Linked DNA regions of Mus musculus: region 2 is linked to region 1. Evidence: chromatin contacts called from ENCODE Hi-C or POLR2A ChIA-PET data. All regions are on one chromosome and are shown on one strand. Each heading gives the region's core, a stretch centred on a gene start or an enhancer-like site at or near the end of the contact. The rest is flanking DNA. Distances are from core to core; before and after follow the strand shown.

What was found. A loop is a pair of places that touch in the nucleus more often than their neighbours do. ChIA-PET counts read pairs that join two places held with the same protein, here RNA polymerase II (POLR2A).
Region 2: a map of heart shows a loop between it and region 1 (6-fold over the local background). The contact joins the enhancer-like site here to the promoter of Pdlim5 in region 1. A Hi-C loop is called at or near these places in 13 of 37 maps with a recorded cell type or tissue (Patski, adrenal gland, gastrocnemius and 2 more). POLR2A ChIA-PET finds 5 or more read pairs at or near these places in 1 of 5 experiments (Patski).

What each region holds. Positions count from the first base shown.
Region 1 is chr3:142,392,903-142,398,878 of GRCm38, reverse strand. It overlaps Pdlim5 (PDZ and LIM domain 5), which reads left to right and starts at 3,183. Exons shown (of 13, transcript NM_019808.3): 1 at 3,183-3,293.
Region 2 is chr3:142,437,249-142,443,224 of GRCm38, reverse strand. It overlaps Gm33189 (a long non-coding RNA gene), which reads right to left. Exons shown (of 3, transcript XR_867675.1): 2 at 5,807-5,899; 3 at 4,329-4,862. Among named protein-coding and RNA genes, the nearest start is that of Gm33189, 6.5 kb to the right of the region's middle. Within about 2 kb of position 3,309, at least 1 of the 3 ENCODE cell types and tissues checked has a DNase peak (open chromatin) inside an H3K27ac peak, as active enhancers do; it is heart, where a contact is called at or near this core.

The DNA.
Region 1 (5,976 bases), core at 1,934-4,433:
ATTATTTTTAATTCTTTTTGAATTATAATACTCTTACATCATCTCTCAGACCTTCCCAAAATACTCCAACTTGGTCTCATTCAAATTTATAGTCTCTTTTAATATGTTTTAAGAGCTGACCATTGGGTATTGGTTAATCAATCAGGGTGCTCTTCCCTGGGGAAAATTATTTCTCCTGGTCTGAGGGTTCCTTAGTTGCCTATACTTCCTTGTCTTAGGTTAAGGGGCCTTGGATGTTTTTCCACTTTCATGTTACCATGTCTATTGTTGCCATCCTTATTTAGGTCATGTTTAGGCAGCCATGTTAGTGAGTCTTCATAAATGTAGCTTCTAGGAGACAAAGTCTTAAAGCAAACTTCCTCTTCTTTGGGCTCTTACATGTTTCTGCTCCCTTCCTCAATGATCCCCGAGTCTAAAGTGCAGGGGTTATGTTGTAATTTTATCAATTAGAATGGGCTCCACAACTCTGAGTTTTGATCAGTTGTGGTTTTCTGTAATGGTCTTCATCTGTTGCAAAGGAAACTTTCCTTGATGGGGTAAGAAACATTGTCTATGGGTATAAGGGTAAATATTTATAGTGTAGTTAGGTATTGTGCTGTTTTAGTCAAGTGGGGGTGGTAGGTTCTTCTCCAAGATCCATGACTTCACTAGCCTTGGGTAGTTAGCTAGGTTTCTGGTACCAGACTTATTGGGTCTTAAGTATGATTAGGGAGCTGTTGGTTACCACCGAGGTATGTGCGTCATAACCTTAAGGGCAACATAACATGCTGGTTGTTGCTCATTGGCATCATAGCTGGCTAGGGTTGCAGGTTGCTCTCCTCCTTGGGAATTTTGCACGATGCTTTCTGGTATTGGAAGGCAGCCTGGAACCAATAAAGTAATATAGTTGGTATGAAGCAATATAGATCATTTGATAACCTCACAGTTATTAGTAATTATGATTCTCTTCAAGGTGAATCAACAGTGTTTCTCACCTAAAAACTGTATGCCGTTAACTGGAGTCCAAGACCATGTCTAGGGAAATAGCTTTGTGAGTTTTTCTTTTTTTGTGTGTGTGGTGCCTTTGGTGGTGATGGTAGTGGTGGTGGTGGTGGTGGTGGTGGTTATGATGATGGTGGTGATGGTGGCGATGATGGTGATGGTGGTGTTGTCGGTGGTGGAGGTAGAGACAGCGGTGGTGGTAGAGGTGATGTTGATGTTGGCAGAGGTGGTAGTAATAGTGATGGTGATAGAGGCTGAGGTAATGTTAGTGGTGGTATTGAGGAGAGAATGAGGCCCTCACACATGTCAGATGGGCCCTCTGTGATACCAAGATAGACCTAGATTGGGGAATAATCTTGGAGCTAAAGTTTAACAATTTCCTGGAAATGGAACAGGTAGTGTTTGTTTAAAAGTATGATTTTGGGAGGCATATCTAAGGATTCTAAGTTTTGATGGGACCCAGGAAAAGGCTACTTTCCAAGAGGACAACTGGATAAGTAACAATTCATGCAAGAATTAAGCAGTTACTTAACCTGCTGATAGTTCCCAGGCTTTGGACTGGAGTGGGAAGGGAGAAGGTTGAAGGCCTGGTTTGCAATTAGGACTAAAACTTAAGGTACATTTGGGCCACCCTATCTACTCTCAGCTCTTTCCTCATCATCTCAGGATGCTGATTCTCTGATGCTATGGTTCAAACCTTGGTAATGAAATAGCATTGATCTAGTTTGATTTTTACTGTATCAGCACCAAGCAGATGAGGGGGTGAAGAGAAGAACGTTATAAGGTAACACAGGCAAGTGACTTGTCACAAGTGGAACTGTCTATCATGTGTTATAGAATCTGTTGCAACTTTCATTTGTAAACATTGTGACTAAGGCTGGTATTCATCCTATGAAGGCAACTGTAAGGCTGACTCTTTGCTTTGCAGGGGATATCTGTTTACATGTAACCATTCTTAACCATTTACTTTGGAATGATCTATGAAACAGAACCCTAAAACACACTAGACAAATCCCACATTAGAAAAATTCTTCCCTGCAAACTAGTTTTCCTTTTAGAATGTAATACAATCAACAACTGGCCAACAAAATATGCAAGTCACATCCATGTTAAACTTTCTAGTATATACATTAAAAAATGAAAATAAGTTGTAATAATGTTTTAAATAGGCAGATAATATCAACATATAATCAACATACCTATTTTTTAAATTTATAACATTTTAAAAACCTGGTCCATATATGTCAACTTGGCCACTAAACATCCAACTGTACAGTGAAATGTAGTCCTACTGAAGCTTCTATTTAATGGAAATCCTATCCTACTCATGTATAAATTTAGATTCATAACAATGATATAAAACATTTTTACAATGAGTTAAATAGACATATGTGGCCAGTGGCTACTATTTGAACAACTTTGAACCTACTTTAGGAGTTTGCTTGTACCTCTAGAGCAGACTCCAGACTCAGGGACTTCGGTTGAGGTTTATTTTTGTTTGATACACCACTTGGTTAACACTTGTGCTTTTAATATTTTAAAAGTTTCTTTTCGAGTATTCGTTAAACATTACTAACGTTTGCTTGTGAATAAATTCTCTGGGCAAAACCAAACAACTTTACAGAAGTAGGTAAATGTGCTGTTAATTTGGAATTAGAAAAATAAGCTGAGGATACAGTGGCTGAATCACTTTTGGCCACTGCTTTGTATGGCTGTCCTTTAGCTTGACGACAGATTTAACTTCTGCATATTAGGGTTAGCGATTTTCACCTTCCTGACAAGCAAACTTCAGAGTTTGCACTTCTCGAGAGTATACAGAGGTCTTTCACAAAAGCAGGCGGTAGTCGCTGAACTTGCACCGGCAGAGATTTAGCTAAAGCCCTTTTCTATTTTCAGCCAGACCAACTGCGGGTCAATTCAAGTTTCTGCAGAGTGAAAAACGCCGAAATACAAAACAGAGAAGCGGAAGGCTAGATCTTTGCCAGGTACCAGTCCAAGACTACACCCCGGAGACTACGCCCACCGAAACTCCACAGGGGCAATTGTTTTTTGTGGCGGCGGCAGCCGGTCCCAGCAAGTCACAGAGCACAACAGGGAGACTCCACTGCCTTCTAAGCCCTGAGCGACGTGGCCCCGCCCAGCCCGGACCATGGGGGCGTGACCATTAGGGGAGGGGCGTGGCCAGCCTTGGGGCGAGGCGGGGCGAGCGCGGAGGCGGAAGTTCCCCACCGGCTTGAGAGGGACGGCGCAGGCACCGCGAGCCACTTGTCAGCGCTGGTCTGAGGCGGAGGGTGCGCCGCGCCGGTCAGGAGGTGAGTGGCCGCGGGAGGCGGAGGAGCACGTCCTGGTCCGCGAGGGAACAGGAGGAGAAGCGGGTGACGGGGTGCGGCGCGTGGAGGGGCGCGGGACGAGAGGAGGACGGGGCGAGCGTGTCCCCGGGAGCCGCTGCTCCTCAGGTGCTCCCGGTGCGCGCCGAGGTGTGAGAAGCGCCCGGGGCAGGGCGGCGCGCGGCGGGACTGAGCGCCCGGAGCCGGGGCTCTCGGGGACCGGCGCTCCGGAGAGCCGGGCGCACCAGGGGGCGCCCGCCGAGCCGGAGGGCAGGCGGCGAAGGGCAGCACCTCGGCCTGGGGCGCGCCAGCCCCCAGGGAAGCTCCGGCGAGCCGAGAGTGTGCGCCTGCACGGGAAAGCGGCGCAGTTTTGTTTGCTGGCTCCCAGGCTACGGAGAAGCGTGTATTTCCCCCTCCCTGAAATATGTGCAGTTGTGTAACCTGTGAGGGTTACACGTCGGTGCGTCCAGAAGGAAAGCCCACTTAGATCAGTCGCGGTCGCCAGTTTTTATGAAACTGGTGTATACTTGGGGCTTGGGTCAGACTGAGCTTCAGCCCCGTTTGACAATGAGTGGAAAGAGGAAGGGCGTATGGACTGGGCAGAACTTGGAAAGAAAATTCGTGACTGGGCTGGGCAGGTCTAGGGTGTGATCGCCAGATCCTATCCCAGGTCCGCCTTCTTGACCCGAGGACGTCTGAACCCGCCTGCTACGGAAACTGCTAGCTGGGGAACCTTATTTGGCCAACAGGGCTAGGCGTGAACCCAAGCTGGGAAACGTCTCATCCCTCAGCCTTAGTGCTTTAGTCCTCCCACCATTCTATCTCAGGAAGGGGAGAAAGAATCTCTAGGTTGTCTTAATTGAAGGGCTCCTCACTTGTAGGTCTCTCCCGGTTACGCACACCAAGGAAACTCGCACACAAGTGTGGGAAACCACTTTTAGCCTCCCTCACTAGCAGTAGATGGAAGGTATTATTTATGCTGTCCCTAAAAGAAAATCCAAAGCTCTACAGAAATTCCAACGTTTTTACATGTTTGAAAGCAGAATAAGCTGTTATTTCCTGCCTGCTTGGTTGGTATTTTAGCATTTGGGCACTAATAACCACATGGGGGAGACTTGGAAAAAGCCAATAAAAATATTGCCGTTGCTTAAGGATCAGAATATTTTCAGACAAATGAATTCCAAGCGAAGCTAGCAGAAAGGGAATTTAGAGAAGAGACCGGTGTTGTGGTTTGGCTGACTTGGCTAGTGCTAGAAATGTTAATAACAAATCGGAGAAATCAGGAAGGGAGTCCCTAAGAAAAGGGAAGTGACATGGATGTGGGATGACACACAAGTACAATACATTCTCTCCTAGGGAAAAATGGAGCCAGAGTACCGTTAGCGTAACTTTCACATTCTTCCCTTGGCACAGTTAAAGATTAAAAAAGGAGAGTGGCCTGTGGACTGTCAGTGGGTTTACTGATTTCTTTGTCCCGTGTGGCACTATCAAGACTGCCTCTACTGGCCTTCAGGAGATCCTCTAGCGCCACGGCAGTGGTGTGTGGCTTGTTATTAGCTCGCTACCATTTGGTTCTCACCTGCCATTTGGCTTCCTCTGGGTCTTTTTGTATAGCCACTGCTTACTACTGCGGTACCAAAGATATGTTACTAAACGGTAGGTTAGTACTATTATGCCGTCTTAAAAGCTTTGCAGTGTACATATTCCCGAAACTAATTTTTCTGTAGGAACTAGATTTCCTTTGAAGTGTTGCCTCACTTTCCCTTCTTGAGAAGAAGGCATTCATTTGCATTCTCCTCAGTGGTACATGTGCTGCTGAACTTGACAACTTGACGTGTCAGGATCGACGTTGGAGTAGATGATTTAAAAGATGAAGTCTGATTTTTCGTCTTTTAAATCAGCTGCTTTAATACACTATATATGCTATATATATTTCTCAGAGAACTATATATAAGCTGAGAATTAGACCCAAGACCTCGTGAATGCTACACAGACTCTCTACCACTGAGATATATTTCTATCTCTAAAGCTTTGTTTTGACAAGTGTCTTTAAAGTATTACAGTGATGTACCTGCCATATTTTTAGATGGAAGTACTATATATCCTTAATATTCTTTTTAAAGAGAGAACAATGTTCACTATTCCCAATGCCTCCTAATTACAAGTAGGACACTCAAGTCAATTTGAGCTTTTAAAAGCTACTCACTGGACCACCAAACAGGCAGCATACACCAGCTGATATGAGGTCCCCAACACATATATAGCAGAGAACTGCCAGGTTTGTGTTCAATCAGAGTTGATGCACCTAACCATCAAGAGACTGGAGGCCCGAGGGAATTAGAGATCAGGTGGGGTGGGAGGTGGGGGGTGGGGACATCCTTGTGGAGGGGGGGGGATGGAGGGGGGGTTGGGGAGGAGGTAAGGGATGTGGAACAGTTAAGAATTGGAGGGTGGACGACAGAGGGGGGAAAGGGGGTTGGTTATAAAATCTGGAGTGTAAAAATAAATTAATAAATAAAAAAGAAAGAAAATACATTAAAGTCAAGGCAAAACAAAACAACCCCCCCCCCCCAAAAAAAAAACTATCCTGAAGTCATTATGAGCCTAAGTACAGCAAGACAGGACAAAAAAGAAAAATATAAAAGCAAAACAGTGCATCATGGTCATT
Region 2 (5,976 bases), core at 2,060-4,559, 44 kb before region 1:
CAACGCTAGACTTGTACAAGCGAACTTTGCCCTTCATCTTAAACAGGCAGCTGCAATGAGAGCCCCTTTGCCCAAAATAGCTCACCATCAGCCTGTCACTCAGCCTGAAATCCATCAGGGCAGCGCTGCCTACGTTTTCCAGAGTGAGGGCTCCTACAAGCCAAGACTCACAGACCCTCCCTGATAATTCTCAGATTCTGAAGATATATAGTGTAAATATGTGTAATATCTAAAATATACTGTTTAAAGTACTGTCACCCAAGGAACTCCACACATTAGTGTGTTCTGAAAAGGTGGGAAATCAGACATGCAAATCACTTAGACAACAGTAAGGTTTTTTTCTTAAATAGGACCATGACCCATAGATGTAACTACACAACCTTACTGTTACAGAACAAGTCCTGGGGTCTGTAAGAAGACAGTCATTAGCTTTATATCACAAATGATGTTTTTGATACGGAAACATCTTCCTGTTTGGATAAATCTCTTTTGAAAACTCTCCAACTCTCAGAAATGTTAAATTGTGTACCTGTCTGCCTACAGTTAAGAAAGGCCAGTGTTCTTTCCCTGCCATTTATTTATTAGTACACTTGATATAATTTGCTTGTAACTGCCCACACGTGTTTGTTTTTTTTTGTTTTCCCTCCTGAAGGCATACCAAGGTTAAAGATCTTTTAAATATCAGTAGAAATTTGATCTCTCAAAGATGTCACCGTCAAGCAGTGTGTCTGCTTGACCTGAACATGGCTCTCTGGTGTCCTACTAAAAGTACGTAACAAGCATTCTTAGCTCAAGTTTCCTGCAAGTTTTGACATCATAGATGAACTATCTCCTGGCGCTATTAAAGGGATATCTGGCATCATGGAGCAGTGAAGGCGGCCAAGATTCCAGAGCTTGTGATGGCTGACGGGGAGGCTCTGCCACTCAGTTTTGGGAAAAGTCAAAGTGCAGAAACTTCCCGTACACCTTGTGCCTGGTTCCCATTGCTATGTATCAAGCAGGGTACAGCGACAAAGTAAAATGCTCACTCAGCTGGGTGACTTTCAAGATAAGGTTCAAAAAATAAGAAAGCCCGAATCCGGTACAACCCTAAGAAAACAATTGAACACCAATAAAATTGTCATCCAATGTAGAGAAAAGCAATTAATTATACTTCCCCAGCATCCAAGGATATTTTACTACAAAGTAGAAATGAGAAATGATTGGTTTTATTCTTGTCAAATACTCTTAATAAATATAGAAGACAGAGGAAAAGGTTGTGAGTGAATTATCAGCCACCCGAACAGTCCAGGGTCCTCTCAAACATCATCTCTCCATGACTTTCATCTGAACAGACAATTCTGGATCATAGTTACATGTGTAACTATGTATGATCATATATGATCATAGTTACATATGGTCCTCTGACTTCAGTAGACACAATTCTCCAAATTTGTGTCTCGTAGGCTGAGAAATGCTCATTAGGCTGATCTCCTTCAAGGTCTTAGAATATGTGGGTGATTTGTGCATAATTATACCATTAGCTCAAGTTAGCCAAAATGTAAGAATCTAAACCAGCTAAACTACATGCCTCTTCCAGGTTTGTCCCATATAACTTTCCCTGTCACAAAATTGTAGATGACAGTACATTGAAATGAAATCATTGATAGGAAATCCCTCTGGTCACTCAGGGAACTTTGTCTTCAGGCAAAGTTATCTGCTGAATGTGATTACATTCCTACACTCCATCTGGAAACTCAGGAAGCTGATTAGGAAAGTTATAAATAGAATGGGTACAAGTGGTTTGATGTCAGTCTTAAGACTTAAATAATGTTTAGCAGGTGTCAAACCGAGGCCTGCTTCTGTCTGATACTTTCATCGGTGACCTAGATAAGAACCTGGCAATCTACAGAGGCAAAGTCTCCAAGTGATATTGTAAACGTCTTGCTGTGTCCAGCCCACAACGTCCACTCTAATTTCTCCTCCCTCAACCAAGCTTCAGGTCATTTGCACAGCTCAAAGGATTTCATCCTGGAGTTGGTAACTGACTGATGTAACTAATGTAATTGCTCTTCTACGGGTCCTAGAGAGTCTAGATTTGTAAAGTAAGCTTATTGAAAATAATCCATTCGATAGGTACAAATAGGAATCTTGAATTGTTTATTACCTAGGCTACTGCCTCCTGCCAAGCATGGCTAAAACTCTTCTAAATTCATAGGCAATTTTGTAATCACAGCATATCTGAAACTATAGCATTCTTTCTGAACTAAATGGTTGGACCCTTCTCAATAGTATTTAAGTAGTCATCAACAATTGATTAATTAGCATCTGACACTACATGCAGGGAAACAATTGGCTTCTCTGGTTTAATATGTGAATATGCTGTTGTTTGGAGGTAGAGACTAATATTTTACTATATCAACATACCTCAGAGCTCATTCTAAATATATCTTTACATACATATGACATATGTCTTTTATTCTCCATGGTGAAGCCTGAAGGAGAGAACAGGTGACTAGCTGTGGTCCCATGAAAGAGAGAGCAGCTTGTTCCATGAGGCTCACTCAGCTCTAACAATGATTCCAGACCGTAACCAAAATGCCTGCTGTAATTTGGAAATTTGCAAAGGAATGCTTTAACCATATATAGTACAGGCTTAATGAATCTAAAACTATTTTCTAAATAAAAGAGCAGTGAATGCCAACTGGAGAAAAAAAAACCATAGGGCACACTTAAGAGGAACCACAAATATCTGAGAGGTCGAGAGAGCAGACTGCCTCCTGCAGACTTTGCTGTTAAAAATATTCCAGTGATGTATTTTTGTAGCAAGCCAAGGGAAAATGTCCATAAATAGCCCTAGGAAGACCGGCCAGGAACTCACGTTGCCAGTGAAAATATTAAATTCACCGTCATTAGAAATATTTCAAATTCAGTTAGTATTTTGAAAGGGAAAAATATGGAGACACTGAACCATGGTGACATTGAAGTGTGGAGGGAAATCAGTGCTTGCTAGATTCTCATTCATTCTCTCCCTGTTTTCACATCCTATGAACCTTCACCCCGAGTTTAGTTTTTATTTATCATGCATGCTCTTTTATTGTTTTTGTTCTGAGTGTGTGTGTGTGTGTGTGTGTGTGTGTGTGTGTGTAGAGCCCTGTCAACTTTCCCTCTGCATTCCAAGTCATCTCTCAACAGTCAACTCCTTTTATGGAAAAACAATCCGTGTGGGTGGGGTGGGTGTGAGGTCACAAGAGGAAATGTCCACTCTGTGACACAGGATCTGTATCAATAAGAAGTCCTTCATCCTGATAGACACTTCCTCGGGTGTTAACCGCAGGCACTCAACCATAAACTAGGACTTGGCAGCTGTAGACTCTAATCTACCTTCAGATTTGTGAAGTTTCACAATTTTTTTTTCCCTTGAGAACAGCCAATGCTGAGTTCGTGCAATCCCACGGAGCCCAGATCTGTGAATAGCCAGAGTCCATATAAGGAACAGGATACTTGGCCCCTGGCAGCTGAGGAATGCCCGGCTCCTCTGAGCACACAGCAGCCATGATGATGCGGCAGAGGTTTTGCAGCCAATCTCTGAGGGCTTTCTCCCACACTAGATTGAGAAAGAGGGCTTAACAGAAACTGAGGTGCTAGCCAGGGACACTTCAGAAAGATGGCCTATGTGTGATACCTTCTAATTTCTTCAGAACAATAAATGCGTATTCGCTTGTAAACCCAATTAATTGGACATAGTTTAACTGGTTATACATTTAATCTGGGAAGCTTCCTACATCAAAGGCTTGTGTGTCGTAGCTTCCTCCTCTGATGACTTTATGAGCCATTTAAGATCTCCTTTTACTCTGGCATTAGAAAAGAAAGGAACAGAAAGGGCTCAGGGGCAGGAGCCGGACCACCACTGAGCCCTCTTTCCAGCCTTTCCCACTGTGGAAGGGATCTTCTCTGTTATCTTCAAACACGGACGGTAGTCTTCCTCGTCTTATCCTTGGGTTTAATGTAAAAAATATTTTAATACATTAAACACATAAGTTCTCTCATATTTTGATTCTCTCTTTGCCTCTATTTTCACGAGTCTTTACTAGTTAAACAGTAGAAGGACTCTCAGCTAACAACTTCAAAAATACACAAATGGGGGGGGCAAACAACAACAACAACAAAACCATCCTGGCTTCCTTTCTCTTTTTTATTTATTTATTTATTTATTTATTTATTTATTTATTATTTGTAAGTACACTGTAGCTGTCTTCAGACACTCCAGAATAGGGAGTCAGATCTCCTTACGGATGGTTGTGAGCCACCATGTGGTTTCTGGGATTTGAACTCCGGACCTTCGGAAGAGCAGTCGGGTGCTCTTACCCACTGAGCCATCTCACCAGCCCTGGCTTCCTTTCTTATCATCCTCTGTCACTGAAAGCAACAAAGGCGCTTCAGTCATCGAAAGCTGTTTTCCTGTTTTCCTCCTTCACTGAGGCTCAAAATTCTACCAAGACTTTCAAAGTGAGTCAGAAGTCAGTGGAAGCAAGCGAAGGAAAGGCTGCCATGATTTTCAGACTGCGTTTCCCCCACAAACCTCTGAGCTTCAGAGACATCTCTAGGGTAGTGCAGAGGTATGCAGAATAACCAGAGATAGATGTCGTCTATCTCAGGATAGATCCCTCCTCTATTCTCTAACTTAAGGAGACTGAGGTTTGGAACTCGGGGAATTATCCTGGTTCAGAAGGTTGGTTCTGTGACTCGCTGACAATTCGTATGTGATGTATTTGCTAACTAGAAGTGAAAGGGAAAGTTCTGTTCCAAGTTCGGCAGAGCGTTGTGGTCTCATGACAAGGGTGCATATGGACTCTTGAGTGTAGCCCGCCAGCTTTGTGTGCCTGGAACAAGTGGACTTAAGGTTAATAAAGCCCTCTGGAATTTTAATTTCTAAAACATTCTCGTGCATATACATAGGTCATTAAACATACCAGCCGATTAGAACATGGCACTATCAGGCATGATCCAAACAATGGCGCTTGTTTCACACACAAAATGCTCAGTAGACAAACTGGGAAGGAGCCGAGAGCTGTCATTTCATGACTTCATGATTTCCACAATGGTCTCAGTACCCAAAGGCTTCCCTCTGACTAAACCACCCACACAAAATCTTTCCTGTTTACACTGGAAAAGGATGGTATTTATAGTCCTGTCCTCCTTAGCAAATGAGCCCAACATAAAGCCTTCACAGTAGCATACACAATACCTTTTATTTGAAAACCTTTTAAAAGTAGTTATAGCTTTACAAACCTGACACATGGTGCAAAGAAAAAAAATTATACCCAGACATTTGGCTGCTATAAACACATTTCCATTAAGTGTGCTGGAACCTGAATAAGGATCCAAATTTTTGTGGATGTTACACTAACTCTGTGGATGTTACACTAACTCTGTGGATGGTACACTAACTCCCAGCCTTCTCACCCACAGAACGGACATGGAGACTTCAGGAGTCCCAGGCCTTGTTTTGTTTTATCTTGCAAAATTGATTCTCCCTGTGACTTAGATTTCAGAGCTTCATCGAAGACACTGTTAAATACGAGCAGGAGTTTGTTTCTGATTTCTTAACAAAAAAATAAACATCTCCTAACACAGTAAGTGAAGCTCCTTGGCCATTTCCCTTAGATAAACAAACTGCCTACAGCCGAAATGCCCAGAAACATCTTTAATGGCTCCTAACCTGTCAAAGGTCAACTGGCTTGAGTTTGTTTTACTTTCTTCCCTCTGTGGGAATTTTTGAAATCACTGTTATCTTTTAAAAAGAAGATTCCGTGTAGTTCAGTACCTTGGGAACTGTGGGGGCTTCTGTTCTGGTGCATATGGCGTTTTGCTCTGCTCTTCTGGGGGACCGATGCTCACAGCGTGGTTTCGGTGAATGCTAGAATGAAGGACATTTGAATGAATCTGCTGATGATGCTTTTCTATCTCTAGCACATCCCCAGTTCTGCAAGATAT